2 separate regions of the Homo sapiens genome follow, and region 2 is linked to region 1. The links are chromatin contacts, found by Hi-C in ENCODE. All regions are on one chromosome and are shown on one strand. The core of a region is the stretch at or near the end of the contact, and the rest is flanking DNA. Distances in the headings are between cores, read along the strand shown.

What was found. A loop is a pair of places that touch in the nucleus more often than their neighbours do. Pooled maps may share reads with other maps.
Region 2: a loop to region 1 is called in a map of cardiac septum, with 4 times the contacts of the local background. The contact joins two enhancer-like sites. A Hi-C loop is called at or near these places in 1 of 168 maps with a recorded cell type or tissue (cardiac septum) and 6 of 50 pooled maps.

Annotation. Positions count from the first base shown.
Region 1 is chr12:115,595,802-115,601,723 of GRCh38, forward strand. The region is part of intron 1 of LOC105370003 (a long non-coding RNA gene); the gene reads right to left. It overlaps LOC105370002 (a long non-coding RNA gene), which reads right to left. Exons shown (of 6, transcript NR_188487.1): 3 at 5,854-5,922; 4 at 1,540-1,648. Among named protein-coding and RNA genes, the nearest start is that of LINC02463, 290 kb to the right of the region's middle. Within about 2 kb of position 3,216, at least 4 of the 41 ENCODE cell types and tissues checked have a DNase peak (open chromatin) inside an H3K27ac peak, as active enhancers do.
Region 2 is chr12:115,434,434-115,439,890 of GRCh38, forward strand. The region is part of intron 2 of LOC105370003 (a long non-coding RNA gene); the gene reads right to left. Among named protein-coding and RNA genes, the nearest start is that of LINC02463, 450 kb to the right of the region's middle. Within about 2 kb of position 2,823, at least 2 of the 41 ENCODE cell types and tissues checked have a DNase peak (open chromatin) inside an H3K27ac peak, as active enhancers do.

The DNA.
Region 1 (5,922 bases), core at 1,966-4,465:
AGCTCTGCTCCCAACATCCCTGAGAGTAATATCTTGACCAACTCAGGGACCACCTTATAAAAGACTCAAGACTTCACTTGCCAGGTACAATCGCATCCATTTGCACTTCTTTAAACTGCATGCTATTCAGCTTCCCTTCCATCATCACAGTGGACTCCACTTTGAATCCTCCCAGGCTAGAATTGTAGAGTGCATGGGCCCTTGGGATTATCAACGCTCATCCTTCCCACTTTACTCTTGGAGAAATATTATAACTTTACCACCTATCACCCTAGGCCTGAGTCCTGCTCCAGGGTGGAATAGGAGTTCTGGCTTTCTCCTCCCAAACCATCTGTTCATTCTGACCTTGGTCACATTCCCTTTTTTGCAGGGGAGTGGTGCTGGGAGCATAGCGTCTTCATGCCATCTCTTCTGCTTGTGCCTGGATTGTAGCCTTAAAGATTTTATCCAGAATGTAATGTAGGCAGGAAATTCCCACCAATACCAAGGGGCTAATGACAGCCATTGTGTTTCCTTATGAAAAGCAGGGGTCAGCACCTTTAGTTGGGGAATAAATTACGAATTTGTCTTCAGTGTGTTTCTCACAGTTTCTCCTACTGTGCTGGGTGTACTAAAGACAGATGACACCCTACCCCAAAGTCAGTGTAGAAATGCAGAGAAGCTTGAGAACATGAAATAGAAGATAAGAACAGAGAGAACGGGGGAGCAGAGGGAAGAAGAAGAGAAAAGAAATCTTCAGGAACACATAGAAAACTATCTGCTGGTTAAATTCCAGGCTTTGAAATGCAAAGAATGGCATGTTCCAGTAGCTTTTTATAGACCTATGCTCTACAACATTAGAAACAAGCACAGCGGACACATAATTTCATGGTTACATCCCGATTTGGTTATTTTTGCCAGTGCAGCTAAGGGATACCCTGATCAGTAAAATCCAGATAATTTCCAAAGCTGTTGCATCAAATCCTTTGGCTTAGTCCTTCCTGCAAAACACAGGATCACTCCCTGACATTGCCAGAAAACTGTTACTGCAGACTGGCATTTCACCTTCTTTAAATGATTCTGACCACTTTCCCCAAATACAGAGGTGTTTCCAAAGTAGGAAGAACAGATAAATGTGCCAGGCACAGCATGCCTGTAGTCCCAGCTACTCAAGAGGCTGAGGCAGGAGGATTGCTTGAGATCAGGAGTTTGAGACTAGCCTGAGCAACGTAGCAAGACCGCATCTCAAAAAAAAGTTATAAAAAATTATAAAACAATAGACTACACTCCATCTTCACCCACCTCCAAAACACACAAAGGAATTCTTGTTTTCATGGTGCATGCCTGGGTCATTTCTGCAGGTGATTCATTAAAACACCTGGTTTGGAGTCATAAATTGTACACCCGTTAAGTATACATATGTTAGTTACTGCTGTGTAACAAACTAACCCAGAACTTGGTGGCTCAAAGCAACAACCATCTTACTTGAGTCTAGTTGTCTAGTTGTCTAGAGACAAGTTGTCTAGTTCTACTGATGTGGGCTAGGTACAGCTGTCTTACTCATGCATCTGTGGTCAGCGGATAGGTTGGCTGGGGGCTGGCTGGTTTAGGATGTCCTCAGCTGGGATGACTCATACCTTTCCAGTAGAGGGTGTTGTCATGGTGGTGACTAGCAGAAAAAAAAAAAAAAAACGACAAAACAAAACACAGTTTCCAGTGTCTGAAGTGAGTTTGTTACCACCCCATTGTCCAAAACAGGTCACATGCTCAAGCCACAAACTGTGTAGGGCACTACCAAAGGTTATAGGCACAGGGAGACATCAAAATGAGATGCATGTCTCCAATCAATTTACTAGAGGGTAGAAACTGCACAGGTAGCTATTCAACAATAGTATGCTAGCTACATACAGAAAACAAAATGAAAAGTTTGGAAAATTATCTGATCATCCCCTTGATCAGTCATCAGAAAACATTTTAGTAAAGAGCTAGGTAGTAAAATTGCAGGCTTGCAGAACGTGCAGTCTCTGTCACAGCTACTCAAGTGTGCCACTGTAGCATGAAAGCAGCTATGGAATACATAAATGAATGAGTGTGGCTGTGTTCCAATAAAACTTTATTTGCAAAAACAGGGGGCTAGCCCATGATCTTGGTCATCATTCATGAAACTGACATTTGCTGGGGTCAGACTATGGGCCAGGCACTGTGGATGTGAAGATGAATAAAACATGTCCCAATGAGCTTTCAGCCTAATATGGAGACTGGCATACTGTAAGAGCTCAACAAATACGCAGTGAGTTAACATTAATGGGAAGATAGGTAATAAAGAAACACAATGGAAAGGAATGTTGCTGGGGCCATAGAAGTCTAGACAGGGTGCAAGGGATAGGAAGAAAGAGGCTTCCAGGAAGAGGTTACGTTTGAAGACTGTGTAGGCGTTCTCACAAGCATATCTAGGGTAGAGTTTGGAATTCCAGGCTGAGGGAACAGAGAGATTAGAGACCAGGTGATGAAAAAGAACTTGGCGAATATTTAAGCGGGGCTGGACCAAAGGGTGTTTCATTTAGCTTTCAATTTTTTTGGCTGGGTCTAGATTCTTTTAAGCCTAAATTATTCGAAGGTTCAAATTTCCGCAATCCTTGGGGAATACCCAGTACCTGAGGTATTATGACAGCATGTCTTTTCGCCCTACCAAATTTAAAGAAGCGATATGGCGCATAGAGAATGAACCAGATTAGGAATCAGAACTGGGCTCTAATTTCCCTCACTCCTCTCATTGCTCCCTGGATAACCATGACCATTTCACATGCCTCTTTATGCCTCAATTCCCCTAACTACAAAACGGGGGAAATAATGTCTCATAAGATCGCTGTAAGAATTCCAAGAAATATCTACGATGTGCTTAAACACACTGCCTGGTTGGGGATAAACACTCAGAAATGCTAGCTAGCTATCCTCATCTTCATTGTTATCATTGTTGATCATCATTGCCATCTTCATTTACTCTTCTCTCTACCCAATCCGTCCTTGAAACTCCCTACCCCAGACACTGAAGCCTCCAGAGATGAACCCAGAACTGGCTCCAGAAACAAGTCCCCCACCCCCTGCTGTTTGTTGGGTGGGGTGAGTCGGGGGACGCTGTCTGAGTCTCTGTTGTGTGCACAGCCAGCGAAGATGCCTAGAGCAGGGTTGGAGACAGGCAGTGGCGGAGGCTGCGAGTTGCTCGCCAACAAACAAAAGTTGCCTTTCATCTGATCCAGTGCTCCCGAAGAGGAATCACTTCCTCCTGCCTGGGCGTTTATGAAAGCCGACAGCAGAGGCGAGAAAACAGCCAGCTCTTTCTGCGCGTGATAAAACCATTACAATCAATTTAGGCAGCTCACAGGCGCGCAGACACTCTGTGTCGACTGGATTCTGTTACCGGGAGTGGGGTGGGGGGAGCTGGGGCGGGGTGGGGGGCGCGAGGGGGGCCTTCTGGGAGACTGGAGCATTCGGCCTTCCGCGGATGGGCCCCATTACGGCTGCAGGCTGGCGCCACTGCTGCGGGGGCTCGCTACCCAATGAAAGTGTCATCCAACTGGAAGATGGGGGGGCTACCAGTGTTAGCTTAACTCCTGCGGTCTCGCAGACTAATTGCTCACGGTGGAAACACGCCTCAAAGTGCTTTGGCCTCGTCAATAATAGGGTATCAGATGCTTTCCATTCCACAGCGCATTGATCTGTTTCCTCCCCAGGCCTCCTCCTGGCTCCGCTCCCTGGCGTCCCCCCACCGGTGCTGCCCTGGCTTCTACCTCTGATGACTCTTCTTCCTTTTTTTTTTTTATAAGTGTTTTCTAAGCGTGTGTTTAGCATGAGTGGTGCCTAAGTGCTAATTGTTACACCACAGATTGATTGGCGACGAGATGGCTTGCCAAGTTCCTCCAGTCTCCCGGGGGGAGGAGGGCGGGGCGGAGGGAGGAAGGGTGGGGAGGGCTTAGGGTGGGGGTGGCAGCGGTTGTCGGAGGGAGGAGGAGAGGGGAATCCTTGATACTTCTGAGTTGCCTCTGAATCTATGTCTTTCTGGGTTGGAAACTCGTGCCTGCCGTCGGGGAGATTCAGTGAGGGGGCAACCTCTACTGATACTTTGTTATTTGAGAAAATGGCATTGCTTTCTTTGCCAGTGCTGAATAAACCCTGGAACAGGCTGCAGCTGATGGAATCAAGCAGGGAGGATAAGTAGTGGGGTCAAACGTCCTTGCTGTCCCGGGCAGGGAGCACGTTGTTTTATCCATGACACCCCCTCAACAACCCCCAGTCCAGGTCTAGGTTAGGGTCCCTGCCAAATGCCCTGAGAAATAGAAGTCTGTACTTAGCCCATCATCCCTTTTTGGAGTTACTTATTATCTGGTGCTTTCCACTGACCTGTTTTCCACAATGGTGGGAACCTAACGCGGAGCGTGTCAGGTTCATGTTGCCCCCAAAACATTTATTCTCATTCATCCAGACCACTGGGTTTTGAGGTCTTTGGAAAATGGGGTTAGCTGAGCCTGTCAAGATTCCCGCAGGTGGGATTCCTTTGACACCTAAAATCCTTCCAAAGGCAATGCTGGATGCTTCCTTATAAGGCATAGAAACTCTGTCTTGGCAATGAATACGCTGAAACACTTGCACCTGACAGGTGAACCTAAAATCTTTGGGTGTGTGCCTAGTTCAAATGAGACAGCATGGAGTCTATTAATCCAGTTGTGAAATCCAACCAGCTTTGGAGAGCAGCTTCTGACCCACTTGGAAACTCTATCCTCCAGGTGGAAAGTGGGGGGCCTAAGAGACATAGGCGGTGAGGTGCACTTGGAAGGCAGACAGCCTGAGCTCCACCTCTCATCCATCTGGTGACACTGGACAAGGCACTTAACTTCTTAGTGCCTCAGTTGGCTCACTTGTAAAACAGGGATAATGGCAATGCCCAACCCATATCAGGAGGGCAAAATGAAAAGCCATCTGGTGATTAATAAATATTCCATCAGCAGTGGCTGGTACAATCACTGCTTTGTAATCTTTCTTCTTCGTTCTGAAATACTCAGCATTGTATAGTCTTGCTGCTCAAAGTATGCTCCGTGAGCAGTGACTTCAGCTCATCTGGAAACTTTTTAGAAGTGCAGAATCTCAGATACTGCCCCAGACCTACTGAATGGGAATCTGCATTTTCACAAGATTCCCCAGGAGATTTGGGAGCACACTGAAGTTTGGGAAGTACCAACTTATACATACTAGAACCCCTTCTTCCCCAATCCAGAGCATAGTAAATGCACAGCTTATATTTGGACTTCTTGGGGAGGGCAAGCATGACATTTAACAGCTACCCCAGGATGAGACAACTTCACTTGCTTTACAGTGGACACGAACATGAGCTCTCATTGGAGTTTTACCCTTTGGCCAACCAAGAGCTACAGGTATCTAAGGCTTGGTTTTGCAACTTTCTCTTGGGACAAGCATCCTTGGCATTTTCCTAAGAGATTGGCTGGCTTCCTGGGAAATGACAGCTCTGGACAATTCTTCCCTGAAAATACGCAGCAGAGTCATAGTTTACCTGCAGCCTTCCCCAGTTGATGGAGTATCCAGGCAGGCAGTAGAATAGGATGGTTCAGAATATTGGTTATGGGAACAGCCCTGAGTTCAAGTGCAGAGAACAGCTTGTGGGACATAAACCCATTAATCCACCTCTATCCATTCTGTGCCCGCCCTGGGACCTCTGCATGTGCAGCCTTTGCTGGTCTCTGCCTCTTTCTCGTTATTCAAATTTGAACTAAATGTTACCTCCACAGAGACACCTCCCTTTCTGACCTCCTAAAGCAATCATCCTCTATGTAATGACCCTATTTCTTCTTCTAAAGCACTTACCAGTGACAGAAGTTACCTCATTTGTTTCTGTGTTCCTAATCTGTGTCCTCCCATCCACCAATTAGAACA
Region 2 (5,457 bases), core at 1,573-4,072, 160 kb before region 1:
ACACCCTTATGTACAGGTGTTTATGTGGACATACGTTTTCATTTCTCATGGGTATATACCTAGGAGTGTAATTGCTGGGTCATGTTTTAACTCTATGTTTAATTATTTGAGGAACTGCCAGACTGTTAGCCCCAGTGACTGTACTAGTTTATATTCCCATCAGTATTTTATGAGGGTTCTAATTTCTCCACATCCTTATAAACACTTGTTGCTTTCTGACGTTTTGATTCTAGCCACATTAGTAGGTGTGAAGTGGGATATCATTGTTGTTTTTCTTGCATTTCTCTGATAGCTAGTGACATTCAGCATTGGTCATTTGTGTATGATTTTCTTTTTCTTTTTTTTTTTGTTTTGAGATGTAGTCTTGCTCTGTCACCCAGGCTGAAGTGCAGTGGTGCGATATCACTCACTGCACTCTGCCTCCTGGGTTCAAGCGATTCTCATGCCTCAGTCTCCCGAGTAGCTGGGACTACAGGCACATGCCACCCCGCCCAGCTAATTTTTGTATTTTTTAGTAGAGACGGGGTTTCACCATGTTGGCCAGGCTGGTCTCGAACTTCTGGCCTCAAGTGATCCAGCTGCCTCAGCCTCCCAAAGTGCTGGGATTACAGATGTGAGCCACCGCACCCAGCCTGTGTATGATTTTCTTGAAGAAATGTCTATACAGATCTTTTGCCCATTTTAAATTGAGTTATTTATGTTGAGGTTATAACAGTTCTTTGTATATTCTGGATACTAGCCCCTGACCAGATATATGATTTGCAAGTATTTTCTCCTATTCCATTAGTTATAATTTTATTTCCTTGATAGTGACCTTTGACATACAAAAGTTTTTAATTTTGGTGAAGTCCAATGTGTCTATTTTTCCTTTTATTGCTTGTGCTGTTAGTGTCATTTGAATAATTATTTGAGAAAATAACACATATAAAATTTTTAGCACAAAATCTAGCTGATAGTAAATGCCTGATCAATATTGAGCTGCAATTATTATTTTTTTGAGACAGGGTCTCACCCTCTTGCCCAGGCTGGAGTGCAATGGCACGATCATGGCCAACTGTAGCCTCAACCTCCTGGTTATAAGGAAGTTCTATTCCAATTTCTGCTGTAAGCACTTACGTGTTCATTCTCCCATTGGTTACTTCTAAACCACCTTTAAAAATTAGCTACATTATCTGCCATGTAATGGACAAGGAACCTTACAAGAAGACCTGAGAGGTTGAATGATGATAGTCGGTCAAGCTGGTACACACACCCAGAGCCCTGTCAGACCCAAAGGCCAGTGATCTTCCCTGTACCCAACAGCAGTCTTGACACTTTTCTTCACTCTCTAGCCAACAGAGTACAAAGTCCAGATATCAGCACCTGATTCAGGAGAGGACCATTACTCAGGAAACAGGGTACACTAATAGTAGGGCAGTATAGTACACCACATGCCTATTTGACCTACTTTGCCTCTTTGACTTACACCTATTAGTATGTGTGCTATACTGCGCTACTATTAGTATGCCCTATTAGTAGGGTTGGAGAAGGGACAATGACATTCTGGAAACAGGGCATACTCATGGCAGCACAGGATCCTGTGATGAGGTGGCTGGCATAAGCTGGAGTGACTTGGAGATGGGAAACAAGACCATGAGACCTAGAGAAACCAGGGAAGGCTTCATGAAGATGGCAGCTCTTGAAAGGTGGTAGAATTTGGATGTTTGAAGCAGGAGGGTCCTGAATAAGTAAAGATGGGTAGGTAGAAATGACAAAGAGACAGTACTGACTCAATAGAAAGGTTTATGTTGGACAAAAGGAAAAACAGCTTCTAATGGGAAATAATGATAATAATAGCAGCAGCTATAATAAAAATAATTGTTCACATGCCACATGTAATTGTAAGCTTATATGAGCTCATTTTGTCATCATGATCGTTTGAAGCAGGTAACGTGATCCTCTCCTTTTACAGATGAGAAAACTGAGGCACAAACAGATGACACAATTTGTCCCAGATTACCAATTAGAACTGGGAGAAAACCAAAATCAGCCAGCAAGGTGATTATGACTAGTAGAAGGCAATAGAACACCAAAATTGTTGGAGAACGTAATAGCAAGGACCACATCCAAGACATTCATGAATCAACTCATGAAAGAACATAGACATGAATGAATATAGACATTTTTGTACCTAGACATTTTTAGGTTCAAATCATGACTCTACCCACTCCCTGGCTATAGAATCTTATCCAAGTTCTTTCACTTTCCCGAATTTCTATGCCTAAATAACAGGGCTGTTCAATCCACAGAGGGTTGATATGAGGATTTCCAGAAATCAGGGTTATCTAAATAGGGAATCGATAGACATTTAAATTAGTGGGTGGTGAGGGGTGTTGACATTATTTTCTTTCAGAGCAAGGGCCTTTGCAACACTGGATAAAAGTCAGGAGAGGCCCAAGGGTGTGAGCAAGTATATGGGGAAGTTTCAATGCCACCTTTGGATGCAGCTCTCCTTATGCAAATTCTAGCCACTTCCTAGCTCTGTGCCTAGAGACAGGTCACTCTACCTCTTTGACCTACACCTTCCCTACAAAGCAAGGGGAAGGAAATAGGCCCTGCCTCCAAGTGTCCTGAGGATTGAATGAGTCAGTATGCTGCCCAAAATGCTTGGAACAGGGCCTGCATGGGAGAAGCTCCCAGTGACAGCCCGTCTTTATTGTGAGAGGTCAGGCCAAGGACATCCCCTAAGACCTCAGAGCACACAATGTGAGTGTTTTCCAAGGACGGCCAGACCTGGTGCATCAGACAGCCTCAGTGGGAAGGCCACGTGTGCCAGCTTTTATGTTGCCATCAATAGCAGCAGGTGTCACGGCCTTGGAACTTCCTGCTCATACATCAGAATCCCACATTTTACTTCTGTGTACATCTGAGCATTCAAAAAACAAGGTGGGCGGGCCTCATTCTGCAACTGAAAAGACTCTAGCAACCACCCCTGGCCTTGCCAACACACATGCACACACACTCACACACACACACTCCCTCCAGGAACCTGCCATTGTGTGATGCAGTCTGAACTTTCTACTGTTCATATTTGAGTCAGCACCAGCCAGTGATTGCTTCCCAAGTCCTATTTATGGCAGTTTTGTTTTGGAGGAGTTAGGGAGGGTGTGGATGGCAGGCGGATATTGTTGTTTTTCAGAAAGTCTATTTAAAAAACAGAATGCCGTGACTGGTTAACTTTGAAACAATGAGGATAAACATATGCTGTCGGTGATGGTTTTCCCTTCATTCATTTGGGCTTTTGTTAAAATGGCAATGGACATTGATATCCTATTGTTGAGATAGGATTGCCCCCCCTTCATTTGTTAAAAAGATAAAGAGATCTGAAAAGTGGTCCTAAATATTTGAAATATTTGAATCAATTCCTCGATGAATTCACCATAAGCTTCTACACTTGTCCATAGCAGCTCTACTAAAATCACAATTAGTTCATTCTATACATAATTATGTATTTAACTCCTGTCTTCCTCCAGCCAGACAGAGGGTGTCAGTTACCTCAACAGGGCCTATTAGCTCAGGAGACAGGCAGAAGAAGAATCAAATTTGGATCTGCCTTTTATTTGCAGCGACAAATGATTCAACCCTTCAGAGCCTCAGTTTCTATGAAACAAAAGTAATAAATCCCTTTCATTCACTTGCCCATTCACTTATTAAAATAGTATTTGAGTGCTAATTTTGGCTGAGCAGTGTTTTAGGGACTGGAGATAGGGCAGTGAACAAGTGAACGAAGCAAACACAGATTCCACCCCACTCTTGTGTAGGATGATAGACCATAAAGAATAAAATAAATAAGAAAACTACATAGCAAATTAGACAAAGAAAAATTAAAGCAGGGAAGGAGGCTAGGAAGACAGACAGAGAGAGAGAGAGCATGTGTGTGCGCGTGTGTGTGTGTGTGTGTGCGTGTGTGTGTGTGTGTGTGTGTGTGTTGCAGTAGCAGGTTTAGGTAAAGGGCCCAGAAAGGACTCACTGAGGAGGTAACATTTCAGGACAAGATGTAAAAGAGATGAGAAAGCAAACCATGCAGATACCCGAAGAAGGCTATTTCAGGCAGAGGAAATAGTATGTGCAAAGGCCCTGAGGTGAGAGTTTGCCTAGTGTGTTGGAGGAACAGCAAGGAAGCCAGGAGTGGATGGGAGGTTGGAGAGTAGGAGATGAGGTCAGAGAGATAATTTTGCAGAGTGGTCTGAGGGTTAAGTCATTATAGGAGCCACATACATAATAGGATAGCAATGACCAGGTTTTAGATGGTAAACCCATGAAAGTGAGTGAGTGAAGAATGAATAGATATCTCATTTATCCATCATGACACTAGGACTCAGAGAAGTCCATTGACTTGCTTAAGGCCACTAGCTGGCTTGTGAAAAATTTAAGGCTAGACTTCAGGACCATCTTTTCCGAGGTTTTCCAAGAGTTAATCTTTCTTTCCTACATTACTGACACAGATGAAAATCTTCATCAATGTCCTCCCCCAACCCAAATCCAAATGCCAACAGTTGCCATTGTGAAATGGAGGGACACTGCTAAACATCTTACAATGCACGGGGCAGTCCCCACTACAAAGAATTGTCCAACCCTAAATGTCAACAGTGCCAAGGTTGAAAAACCTTGGCTGAGGGGAAGAACCCCAAATCTATTGTTTTGTCTTTCCTCTTCAAACCCCATTGTTTTAAACTCTACATGGTGATTCTCAAGGGTGTGTAGAGAGCTGATAGTACCAGAATGAATGAAGGGTGGGACCCACAAGTCCCTCCACCCACTGGGAGAGGGAGTGCGGATTCCTGGCTAGGATGAACTCAATTATATTTCCCCTTCCAGGGATCTTTGTTGAAGGCATTAGCATGGACTTGGGGACAAGGGTGGAGCTTGGAGCACAGTTTTCCAAAATAAAGTCACAGATAAGAGATTAAGATCCACAAGACTATTGCTCTGCTATTCAGAGCACAAAGCCTTTCTTTATCCAGGGCTTCCCTTAGGCACAGAGGGCTAACAGATATTATCAGAGTAACACATGAAAATAATATTGTCTTAGTGCAAAAGGGTTGATCTTCTCTCCTACATGGAGCTCAGTACACTTCCATCCAAGCTAGCTCATGCTATTTCACAAGGATCAGGCTATATGGATAATTTATTAAGCCAATTTGGAAGGAGGGATTGAAACTGAGAGCAAGGTTAATGACACACCCAGTGGGAATACAATGGGGACGAGGAAGAAGATGCATCTTCTTGAGTCTCAGACTGTTGTTCCATTCGTTCATTCATCCATTCACTCATTCAACATCCTGGGTGCTCACAATGTATCAGGTTCTATGCTAGACCTTGGAGACCCAACTGTGGGTAAGATGTGATCCCCGTTCCCCTTAAGGAGAGGGGGATTCACAAGCTAGAGGGGAAGGAAGACAAAGATATAGATGCCAT